2 separate regions of the Mus musculus genome follow, and region 2 is linked to region 1. The links are chromatin contacts, found by Hi-C or POLR2A ChIA-PET in ENCODE. All regions are on one chromosome and are shown on one strand. The core of a region is the stretch at or near the end of the contact, and the rest is flanking DNA. Distances in the headings are between cores, read along the strand shown. Region 1 holds the start of Qk (quaking). Region 2 holds the start of Prkn (parkin RBR E3 ubiquitin protein ligase).

Region 1 (6,145 bases), core at 3,337-5,836:
AGAGAGAGTGAGTTAGTTCCTGGGCATCCTGATTTAACTTCCTGAAGTCCAGTCACTTTGAAGGTCTGATGTGAATGAATCCTGTCTCCAGGGTTTACTGACTCGTGGACCAGTCACTGTCTCAGCTGTAAAATTGAGGCAATTAGCAACTTGGCACCAGTGTACTGAAATAACTGAAGTGTCTGACTCCCCAGAGCACTCCTGGTAAGTCTCACACCGACCTTCTGGAAACTCAGTTTAGAAGTCACATATGCCACAATTACCAGGAAAATACATCCAGTCTCTAAGCTGTAGTAGAGAAAATGGCATTTGGATTAAGTGTCTGGGGACGACCTAAGTAGTTATATCCTTTGCTTATAAAATGTTTCTCCACATTAGCTGTTTAAAATTAACACACTGAACCAAATGGTATCTACTGAACATAGTAAAATAACCTAATCACCCACTCATTCTGAGGTCCTAGATTCTCTTCAGGTCTAGATCCTGAAGAGAAAAAACCATGAAATTAGCCCAATCCAGAGAAGCACTACTGAAATGAATGCTCTGAGTCAGTATGAAAATTGGTCAACACAGAGTGCATTTGAAGCTCAGTGTAGAGTCCTAAAATTAATAGTTATTTTTTGCTTGAAGATCTGTATAAATGTGGAATGAGAAGGTCACATTACATGGCATGAGGGCCTGCATCCTGCTCTGAGTGTTTCTACCTCTACAGTTTCATTTAGGGTCAAATGAGCAGAAACTTTACACTACCAGTTAATATTTAACTGCTGGGCAGGGGGTGAAGCTGGATGCTGGGGCTACATCTGGAAGGATCACATTAGCTCTGTAATCACAAATCACACTACAGCAGTCGAGGGAGTCACGCTCCTCATCTTACTAGAGATATAAACATGCTTTAGTGAAAGGAAGACATACTACTACTACTACTACTACTACTACTACTACTACTACTGGACTGATTTCTTGCATACAAAATAAATAAGACAATCGTGCTAAATGCACACACATATAGAGACATAGACCGAAAAATAACAACTCTCCGGGCCCTAATCTTCAAATGCTGAAGTTTCACATTTGAACATGACCACAATCCCTACATCATTTTCAATGCTCTGAACAGTATCTATATGATAAACCACTTTATAGTTTAGGAGGATACTCGAACGTTTTGTGGAGTTAATTATACAAACATACCTAGACTCCTCCCATCCCCCTCATAGAAATTTTTATAATTTAGATTATTTCTTTCAAAGAATATTGGAACAAAGAACCATCATACATTGAATGTGCAGTTTTTAGTTCTTATAAAAAACTCCATGGCAATAAAGACAGACCTGCTTGGAATATTGTTAAGTTTTTACTCTAAATGTGGAGAGATGCAACAAGCTAGTAGAGCCAATGAAATTGAACAGAAAGCACATTTCCACTCCTAGCTAATTAGTATAAAAATGAAGAGCCAATTTTATTGTTAATAGACGAGTTTTCACTGAAAGAGCTATTACAAGGATCTTCATATACCTGTGTATACCTATCTTCATGTACATTTATCCTGCACATTTTGAAAACTGTATTAGAATGTTTGCAATAACAGGACTGAAGGATCTATAATAATTGCTGAGATTGTAAGCTTGAAGGTACATATCTCAATAAACTTTGTAGTCTACATTGCATTCATCATGTTGTGTGATCAATACATGTGCACAATGTGCAGAAGAGTGGGAGACAGACAAAGATGGGAGCCTATGGATGAGTGCCTGGGCAAGGTCAGTGGCCCCAAAGGCCATGTGTTCACTTGCTGTACAGTCCTGGACTGCCTCCACTAGCCACTAAGCTGTTCCTAGGCAACCAACCATCTCAGTTCAAATATGGCTACTCACACCTCCCCACGTGTCGGGGGAAGCACTGAAGGAACTAAATCAGGTAAGAATTTTAACCTCAAGTATGCAACTAGCTAATGACACTCCTCTTTGAACACCAAAGTCATGAGAGCCTACACATGTGCTGTTGTTGGGGTTAGGAACTCTCAAAGCGTGAGAGTCTCTGATGGCAAACAAACTGACGCACAGATCTGACATGGCATGTGAGAAATGTGACAGAAACAACTAAACATTTAACAAAAAATAGAGGTGGCATATGGGAGCTGGAGTGGGGCTTTTGGGCAACTAGGGAAAACTTTACAAGGGTACACCAAGCCCAGAGCCCTACAGATGCCAAGCATGTGTAGAGGTCAAGACACATGAGGAGTCCATCTAGTGAGCTTGGGCAGCAACATCTCTTGGGGCCTAATAGGTCTTGGGAAACTCTGGATATTTTTTTTCTTAACCTGAGAAATCAGGCAAAACTAAGCAGGGGAAGAGAAAATGCACTAAATGGCTACTATTTCCAAGTGATGGGTCCACCAGGGATTGAGCCATGGTGAATGAATATTGCCTATTATTTTCATTCAACTACATTATAAAAGTGGTTGGACATATGGGTCAAAAATTATGTAACACTGTAATGAATTCAAAGGATTTACTGGATAGGGTCAGTAAAATGGGGATGGGGGCACTCTGGTATAAAATATACATGGATTTGAACAGCAGATAGGGCTCATTGGCTATAGTGCTGGATAAAATTATTCAGTTTCCCTCTTCCTCTTCAGGGGTTTCCTCTTATGTAAAACTTGGGGCTGCCAGGATTGCCTAAGGTACAGGACTGCTCTGATTGAGCTATAGAGGGAGAGCAGTTACCAAAGGGCCTATAAGTGTGACCAACTTACAAAGGGGACTTCTCTTGCACAAACACAGACAATGTATAATAATTCAGTGACAAAATATTTTTTAATAATATACAAGAAAGAAACCTCGTTTTTTTCTAGATTCTGAAGAAAGATTTAGAAAATGTAGTAACAGCTTTTTGATCAAATTATTCCATGCTTTCACTAATTTATTGTTTAGAGATAATTAAGGGATTATCTATAGTACTAAGAACTACTATAGCCATTGTTGGAAAATTAAAATTATTTCAATTACATGTTAACTTTGTTCATCATTTGCTCTAAAAAACGTAGTTTAATGGACAACTAGAAAACCAAAACCCAAACCAACCCAAACTGTAGTCTTTAAATAAAATAATCAGAAGCTACTGGCCAGGAAAAGAGTAAAATTGCTTTAAATACCGTTGGTACCACACAAACTTCGAAAATGCTCTTTAGAAATCGCGTAAATCAAAGTTTAAAACAACAACAACAAAAAAAGCAATCCAACTAGCCTGCTTACGTACACATTTAAAATACAGTGAGATGATTCCCAGAAAATTATAGCCAGGGCCAACTCTCAAAATGGTTAATTTGACAATCTTGTCTACATTTTAATGGAGCATGTTATAGAGAACTTGCAACAAAACAGGGATGATGCAGATTTAATGACCGACAGCTTCTATAAATCGCAGGACTTCATTGCTGCAATTCGGAACATTGTTTCCGAAACAAATGTAACCGGCAGAACTTCCTCTACACGCCATAGAAAGCCCCTGTCCTGGCCCTCTGCCTGTCATTTATTTATTTATTTTTGTCAAGTAGGTAAAAATAGGCGTTGGCCACTTCGTTTTTTCCCCGAATATGTACTCCTCACACAGGCTCCCTTGTGCGGGGGCCGCACCGCTGAGGAGCCAGCGCCTCCGCCACCAGGGACTGGAACCTGCGGTGAGGATTAACGGAACCGCGCGTCACGCCGCATGGAACAGAGCCCGCCCGCACGCCCGTGGGTGCGCACGCGTGTGCCGTCTCCGCCCACGGTCCGGGGCCGCCTCGCAGCCCACGGCAACGCGAGGCCCGTCACGCGTGGCGCTGGCTCCAGGGGAAACCTCACTGGAGTCCCTACCGCCGGAGACACTTGCGGTGTGGGCGCCCACGCCAACTCAGTCCGCCGCCACCTCGCACCCCAAGCGATCCGACGGCCGGGTTTCCCGCCCCGCGAGGTGGGCGCCGCGCCAGAACGGTTCGGTCCCGCTCCTCCGTCCGCAGGCCATCTTCGTCCCGCTCCACCCCCACGCAGGCGCGCTCCAGGCCCGCTTCCCCCCCACCCCCCGCCCCCACGGCGCGCTCTCCGCCAGGTGGGGCGGAGCGACCCTCGGAAGGGGCGTGGTCACAGTCCTCGACGCGCGCACGCGCTCTCAGCCTCTCGGCTACGTGTCTGGACACGTGACGCCCACCCGAGAGTCCCCAGTGAAGCAACAGGACGTTTAAAAAAAAAAAATTTTTTTTTTTTTGAGGGGGTAGCGAGGAAGGTGGACGAAGAGGTTTAAGAAAAAAAAAAAAAACCCAAACTATAGTAACGCGCGCGGACGCGAGGCCCGGGCGGCGGCGAGCGCAGCGCGTCGCGGAGAGTCCCGCCGGGATTCCTCTCAGCCGCCGCACCCGACCGCGCCCGCCGCCTCAGCAACAGCGCGCCGACGAGCCAGCGCCGCCGCCCGCGTCCCCCTCAGCCGCGACCCCGGCCCCGCGCGGGCGGCCACCGGCGCGCGTCCTCCCCGCCGCGGCCCGGCCCTGCGCCGGCCGTCCCGCCCGAGCGGCCAGGGGCGGCGGCGCCGCCTGAACTGAGGCGAACTCCGCCGCCAAGTGAGTGAGGAGGAGGAGAGCCGCGGAGGAAGAGGAGGAGCGCAGTCGGAGCGCGGCGGCGGCGGCGGCGGCGGTAACGCGGAGCGCCGCGGCGGACAGCACCGCAGACTCGCGAGCTCCGGCGCAGGCGGCGCGACCGGCCGACGAGCGGCCCCCCGGCTCCTCGCGGCGCAGCGGCCCCGCGCCGCGCTCGGCCCGAGACCCGCCTCTGCCGCCGGCCTCGCGAGGGGAGCCGCGCCGGGCGGCCGAGGAGCGGCGGCCGCGGCGCGTCGGGCCGGGCGAAAGTGCCTGCGGGGGGCGGGCGGGCGCGCGGAGCCGGCCGCCCCGGGGCTCGGCGCGGGAGCCGGAGCGGGAGCCGGCGCGGAGCGGGACGCCGCGTCCCGAGCGGCCGGCGGCCGGAGCTCGCCCCCGCCCCTCCCTCCTCTCCTCCGGCGGCGGCGGCGGCGGGCGGAGTGAGCTGCGGAGCCTGGAATATGGTCGGGGAAATGGAAACGAAGGAGAAGCCGAAGCCCACCCCAGATTATTTGATGCAGCTGATGAACGACAAGAAGCTCATGAGCAGCCTGCCCAACTTCTGCGGGATCTTCAACCACCTCGAGCGGCTGCTGGACGAAGGTGAGGCGCCCGGCCCCGGCGCGGCGGCCCGGGATGGCGGGGCGGCGGGAAGGTCAGGCGGGCGGGCGGGCGGGCGCACAAAGGCGGCGCGGGCGGCTCGCGGCCCGGCCGGGGCCGGGCCAGGCCCGAGGGCGGACCCGGGAGCGCGCGGGGCTGCGGGGCTGCGGCCGGCTCCCGACGGCGCGGCGGCTAGGCTCCCCGCCATCCCGGCCATCTCGGCCGGCCCGGCGGGGCCACGCGATTCCCCGAGCTCCGCCTCGCCTGGCCCGCGGAGCCCCGGCTTAGCGGGCTCTTTTCGGTAGAGTTGCGTGGCCCGCAGTACCCGATCGGACCCCGAGATGTCCAGGAATCACGTAGGGTACCGAAGAAAAGTAGTGCTTATGTGGCCGAAGGCGAGGACGAAATGACAGAGTAGAACACTTTTTGTCCTTTTGTTTGGGGAAGCGAGAACTGTTTGGGAGTTTAACTTCACTTTTTTTTTTTTCTTTAGTCTGTGGTGGTGGTGGTGGGGGAGGAGTACGAAATACCGCGAGGACAGACCTGAACGGAATCCGAGTTTGGAAGAACTGGGGCGGAGGGTTCGCTCCCGGCGTAGCCGCCTGCGTTTGCAGGGCGGGGAGCTGGAAGTTTGAAAGGACGGGGATAAAATAGAGCAGAAGTTTGCACAAGCCGAGTTAGGAGCGCTGTGGGGAGCGAAGACTGACTGGAGATTAATGCTGGTCAGCTCTGGAATTCCTTTAGGAACTACTCATAGCAGCGACCTGGAGTGTTAGTTCCCAGTAGCTGTAGGTTTCTGTGGACGCCCGGGGCGGGGTTGGGGGGTGGGATAGGACCAACAAGTCTGTTTTAAATCGAGTAGCGAGTAGTTTCTGTCTTCTCTTTTAAAGTCTCTGAGTGGACTGTTTAAAGGAAGCGGAAAACTATGTTGTA
Region 2 (5,924 bases), core at 1,518-4,017, 520 kb before region 1:
AATGGAGCCCAAGGTCTTCTGCACCTTAGAATACTTCACTGAGCTACAGTTCTATTTTAAATATCTTCTGTAACATGGGGTTTTAATTTAAGAACTTTCTTTTTCAATTGTATGGGTACTCGTGTGCTTTAATAGCTGATATTATCAAATGCCTAAATGTATAGTACATTTAGAACAATTCTCAATTGTCACTACTAAAAATCAATTTTAAACACAAAGAAGTGCTCATTTTTTTTAAATTTAAAAAAAGTTTTAAAATAGGTGCTCAAAATTATGTTTTTCTCAGTTAAATTTTCTTATTATGAATCCCTTCTCCATGCCTCACAAAGGCAGACTTTTCATTAACTTCAATAAAATTATGGTTTAACTCTCTCTAGGTCAAGGCATTTAGCATGTCAATCATAATCCAAATGGGAGATGTAAGTACTTTTGAAGCCATCTCCATGACAAGAAGGAAACCCTCTACTTTGAAACAACAAAAGGAAAATTATTTTATGGGCAATAAAGTATTAGTCTCCTTTCCTCTTATTTGGCCAGGAAGCCAATCCAGAGGATTCTTCTCAGAGCAAGGACTTCACTGACAGAGTGCAGTATTTCCTTCACTAGGAGAGTACTGCAGGGGGAGAGAGCTCAAGTACAGAAGGCCTCAGCTCTCAGTAGTGCTATGCAGAGGAAGACACTGCTCAGTCCCTGGAGCTATTTGTGTGTCCTTTGCTCTGTAGCAGATCTCTGTGCAGTTCCTGTCGGCCCTTGTTTCCTGTTCAAGGATTAGTCATAAAAATGCAGAACTATTCCTCCCAAAGCTTCCTCCGGATTGGGTTCCCTCTCACCTGCTTTAGGTGCTGTCACCACACCCAAGCCTCCAACCTGGCAATTCAGAACTTCATGAAAATGCGGCCACCAATAATATTAGGCAATACAACTAGTTAAACAAAACAATGTAACATTGTTTGTGTAGGGTTTTTGTTTTTGAATGGAAGTTCCTTTTCATGGGGCAGGGGACAAGGATACAATCATTTGTGTTAAAACGCACACTTATTCACCCTGTAAAAAGAGTAGCCAAAGAAAGAAGAGTTTTAAATCTGTCTTCTATTTCCCTGGTTTTTATTACTAATTAATTTAATTGTAACATTCAAATGGCACAGTTCTTATTAAGAGGGCTCCAGGTAAATCTAAATAAAGCTGGCTAAATTGTGTTCCATCCTAAAGTTATTAATATAATAATTTATGAGACTTTAAAAATAGTTTTAAGTTTTAGGTCTTAATTTCCTATATTTATATAGCCTTAGGGGACATTTGCTTATCAAAATCATCCATGAACTAGTTTAAGTTGAAAGAAACTAAACGTGTGTAATTGTTTTCAAAATATGAGGTATTTCTCTCTTGTAAAATCTGTATTTTTTTTCCTAATCTGTCCCACTTGGTTCGCACTAATCAGTTCAGATTTGGGTTTACAAACGACTCTTAAGTAAATGTCACTTAAAAGCTTAGTGCCATTCATAAAAATGTATACTTTTTTTCTTAATTTAACAAGTTTCCAATTCATTCATCCAAAATACACACTGCCCTATGGAGGGAAGAAGCAGCTAGACACCATGAGCGTGCACCTCTGCTTCCAGGAGCATCTTAGCTGCCTAGCATGACTCTCAAGAGGAAGAGAGGAGGGCTGCACACTTGTAACATTACTTTTATGAGTTAAAACAGACTCGGCTACTTTCACCGTGTAACGCATTTACTTCATAAATGCACCTCTCATCCATCTTCTAGACACATCTCAAATAGACCGACTTCAGATGTGCTTAGTGCGATACCTGTCAGGCATATATCACAAACAAGTTCACTACATCTTCAGAACATCACTTGGATGGGGGCGGCGAGTCTACAGTAACGAAACCTCCAAACGGGAATGTGCGCTAAATTATGCATTTATTTCTACTTATCCCGGAGGAGAACCCAAAACGTGGCTTCACATATAACATCTCTGTCAGGGAGGTCCTTTCCAATCTGCCTACTTCACACTGCTTAGAACAACCCTAGTGGCCACTTCCAAAGCTGCACTGGTCAAACTGCACCCAGTCACAAACTGTAGTGGGGGAAAAAGCCATCTTTGCAGTTATCTACTCGGCTAGTCTTTCGTCTCAGATCTCCGAGGACACATTTAAAAAGACAGAACTGAGGTGCGATCTCCACGAGGCAGATGCTTTCCTGAGATTTTCTTTAAGTCCTAGGGTGTGTGAACTCGCCCTGAAGTGAAGGACAGCTTGACCGAAACAGACCTGGGCTGGTCACCCCGTGGAGCGGCAGGGCGAGCCCCGCCGTCGGGGGTCGCAGTGGAGCACGCGGGTGTCCGTGGGGATACAGTCTTCAGCGAGCTAACCTTGGCTAAGGCAGGTTGGAAACTCATACCTAATGCTCTAGCACACACCGGACCAGGCTATGGGCGGGGGGGGGGGGGGGGGCGGGCCGAGGAAGCCCACAGAGCGGACGGAGCGCGGCACGCACGCCTCCGCCGTGACACTGACAGGTGGCTCGGGTCGGCCCCCGAGGATCCCACTCGGACCCGTGGGGTGTGACGTGGTGCCACACACGGACGCGGGGCGGCGCGGAGAGATTGTACCTGGCAGGCACCCACGTACCTATCATGGTCACCGGGCGGGTGGTGGCTGCGGGTCGAGAAGGACCTACGCGGGCACTGGCGCCCGCCCGAGCCTCCCACCAGCGTTTCTGTCAGGTTTAGTCATCCAGGCCTCCTCCCCCTTCCCCTCGCGAGCCAGGCGGGCGCAGTGCGCACGCGCAACCACCCGCCCCTAGCGCGAAGCCTGCTGGGAGGCGTAGTTTTAACCCGTAAGATTCGCCTCCGGCAGCTGCAACTGTCTTCGCTGGTAACCTTTTCCGGAAACGCTCGTCACGGAGGGGCGGGACTAGCGTCTCCTAATGTTGACTAATCGCTTAGCAACCGGGAGGCTTACACCTTTGGAAGCTCTTAGAGACTCTAGCCTCGGATCCCAGCCCTCTTCCCGCCCCTCTCCTCCCCTAAACTCCCTCCACCTTGGTGCTGCCAAACATCTGGATCTCCCTGGGCAGCACGAGGGGTTGAATTTCTACCACTAGAGCCTTTTAGAGTGTTTTCCCGACCCCCTGCTCACTTCTGTAAAAGCCACTGGTTTTTCTTCCACACCTCTGATAAGAACAAGACGTTTTCTAGGAAGAATGTGGTAGAAAAAGAGACCCTGACCTTAAACAAATGCCCAGACAAGATGCCGAAGAGGACTAAACTGCTGCCACAACAGACGTTCCAGGTGCACCAGCCTCGTTCCCTGGTTTCTGAGGGCTTCACAGTCAAAGCCATGATGAAAAACTCAGTCGTAAGTGATCTTCCTCGATTGAACGCACTTGCTCCGAATCAGGGGACATGTGGTTGTAGAGGATGACAAGCCCTGGGTCCTGGTACTGTTTACCAGAACTGGCAATGACTCGGTCAGTAGCAGACTCTGCCCGACAGTGTGCAGAGATGTAGGCTAGGTGGTTAAAGAACCTTTGGGGCAGGCGATGTACTGAGTTAGCGTATAAGCACCTTCTTGAGCAAGTGTGCTTTCTCCACTACCCCAAATTACACTTAAGCTGTTTCACTGGTAAGGGGGAAAAAAATCCTTATCTTTATTGTAAACTTAGTCCACTCAGTACAAGACCTTCTGGAGTGAATGCTCTTAGAAGTCATAGGCTTTCAAAATTTAACACGAACCAGTATGAGACACATAAACTCATCAGTAATATATACTAATTTATCTCATCTGGGACATTTTAGAATGCCTTAGCATTTACTCAGCAACATTCTGACAAAAAAAAAGGTATTAACCTGTTAAAGTATTCAAAAATTACTTATGTGAAGACTGGTTCCTGATAGGCCTTTTAAATACATTTTAAACAATATAAGCTCTATTTCAAGTGTCTCTAATAATACAAGCCCTATTTCATTTTTATGAGTTGTGATAATACAAATAAAATATTCTTAACACGAATAGGGGAAAATATTCAAAGGCACACAAACGGTTTAGCTATATGCCTAATACTGCTTTTCAATCTTCTTGTTTATTAAATACCATATGATTTGGTATGCTAAACCATGTTTGTCTACTGAGTGGGCACCTGTTTAGGAGTGTGAGAGATTTAATACTAAATGTAGTTTTCAATTTTGTACAATTTACACCCTGAGAGGATCTTATTATACAGCAATTCAATATATTAGCTTAATAGTGTTCTTCGTTGTCCCACTATATTTCTACTTATATATTGCAAATCTTATACATACCACTTAGAGGACACAAATGAAGTAGATTACCTGTAGACTTCCAGCTTGGATTCCTATGTTGCTATTGTATATTGGTTGATCTATAGTAGTTATAGAGTGTAAAAGCAAACTGCAGAGTTACAGGAAACAGAAAAGGTGCATCTCTATTCAGTCCTTAACAGTTCACCACCTGTGAGTTCTCGGATGTACTTTTTGTCACATTATAAAGTATCTCTCTCCCTCTGAAAGTCTACTTCTCTTCAGAGCGTATATACCAACATTCATCTTTTAAATTGCAACCAAGTGTCCCAAAAGCCAACTCCAAACTACTTCTCAGGAGTTTCAGCCACCTTCCCTTCCCTCTGTAAGACTCCATTTCAGTGGGCAATGTCTTTTCAATGTCCTTCCAAGAAAAACACATGGAATCTATCCTAGGAAGTATGGAAATTGTTTATGAAATGATGATAAATGTAAACATTTATTATTTGTGAACTAATTTCTTAAAAATCCAGGGACAAGTAGTCCTAAGCAATGAGTGGTTGTTACATCAGCATGAACTTTTGGTTTGGTCTCAGTAAAAGTGAGCAACCACAAAAGTCGTCAATCAGAGAATATTTAAACTCATATTGATACAGTGTTTTCCATTAAAAGTTGAAAGGAGTTGTATAATTTGAGATTTGCAGATTGTTTACCTTCTTAGAGTATGATGAAAAAGTCCATGACCAAAAACCAGTTAATGAGTATTCATTCCCTCTGTCAGCAAAAAACCTTTATGGCTTATACAAACCTCATCAAAAAGCAAGATAGGTCAGGCATTGTGAAGCATGCCACAACTTCATGCTCAGAAGGTAGAGCCTCCTTGAAGATATCCTGGGCTACACAAGAACAAAGGAAACTACCCTCCATATGAAGGCCCTGACTCAAAGACACACACACACAGACACACACACAGACACACACACACAGACACACACACAGACACACACACACACACACACACACACACACACACACACACACACACACACAGCAAGTTAGAATATGGATCCAAGGCTGTGGAGATCTCACTTGTAGGCCCTGATTCCAGGCCCTTCAGAAAACAGGCTAAGAAAGCTGTAGAGTTTCAAAAAGACACAATCTCCAAGATAGACATTACCTGCCAAAACGGCACAGTGATGAGGACGTTGCTTACTTCGCTGAGCCCCAGAAACTCCTCTCACGCTGCTGCTTTAGTCCATGTCTAAGCTTAGGTTTGAAGGCATAATTAGTTGAAAGAGAGGCTGAGATGGGCTGTAACTGATAGCTCTGTGACTAGCTCAAACTTGCAATCTTTTATTACTGTGATAGCAGGGTGATGGGACAATGGGGATCATTAGAGGTCCTGAGCTGAAGCTGGTGCATTATGGTGAAGAAAAGCATAAAGACAAGTAAAAGATTCAGGATGCAAATGGTTAAGCATCGGTGGCTAGGACGGCAAACACTCCTTCAGTGCGGTGCAAGTAGTGAAGATGGTGGATTTGGATGGGGGCCCTCATCACCCCCACACCTCAGGAATGTAAGGTCTCCCAAGCTGTTCTCTACCTGTCAATCATCAGTACAGCTAGACCAAACTTTCCAGGACAAAGTTTCTCTGTTT

What was found. A loop is a pair of places that touch in the nucleus more often than their neighbours do. ChIA-PET counts read pairs that join two places held with the same protein, here RNA polymerase II (POLR2A).
Region 2: a loop to region 1 is called in a map of left cerebral cortex, with 9 times the contacts of the local background. The contact joins the promoter of Prkn here to the promoter of Qk in region 1. A Hi-C loop is called at or near these places in 2 of 37 maps with a recorded cell type or tissue (both left cerebral cortex). POLR2A ChIA-PET finds 5 or more read pairs at or near these places in 2 of 5 experiments (Patski and embryonic stem cell).

What each region holds. Positions count from the first base shown.
Region 1 is chr17:10,317,802-10,323,946 of GRCm38, reverse strand. It overlaps Qk (quaking), which reads left to right and starts at 4,586. Exons shown (of 8, transcript NM_001159517.1): 1 at 4,586-5,215. The coding sequence starts at 5,074. It overlaps Gm46608, which reads left to right and starts at 536. Exons shown (of 1, transcript XM_017317774.2): 1 at 536-4,296. The coding sequence starts at 3,602. The coding sequence ends at 4,228. It overlaps Cahm (colon adenocarcinoma hypermethylated RNA), which reads right to left and starts at 4,028. Exons shown (of 1, transcript NR_037588.1): 1 at 2,806-4,028.
Region 2 is chr17:10,837,202-10,843,125 of GRCm38, reverse strand. Prkn (parkin RBR E3 ubiquitin protein ligase) reads right to left here and starts at 2,767. Exons shown (of 12, transcript NM_016694.4): 1 at 2,637-2,767. The coding sequence starts at 2,643. It overlaps Pacrg (PARK2 co-regulated), which reads left to right and starts at 2,935. Exons shown (of 5, transcript NM_027032.2): 1 at 2,935-3,365. The coding sequence starts at 3,258.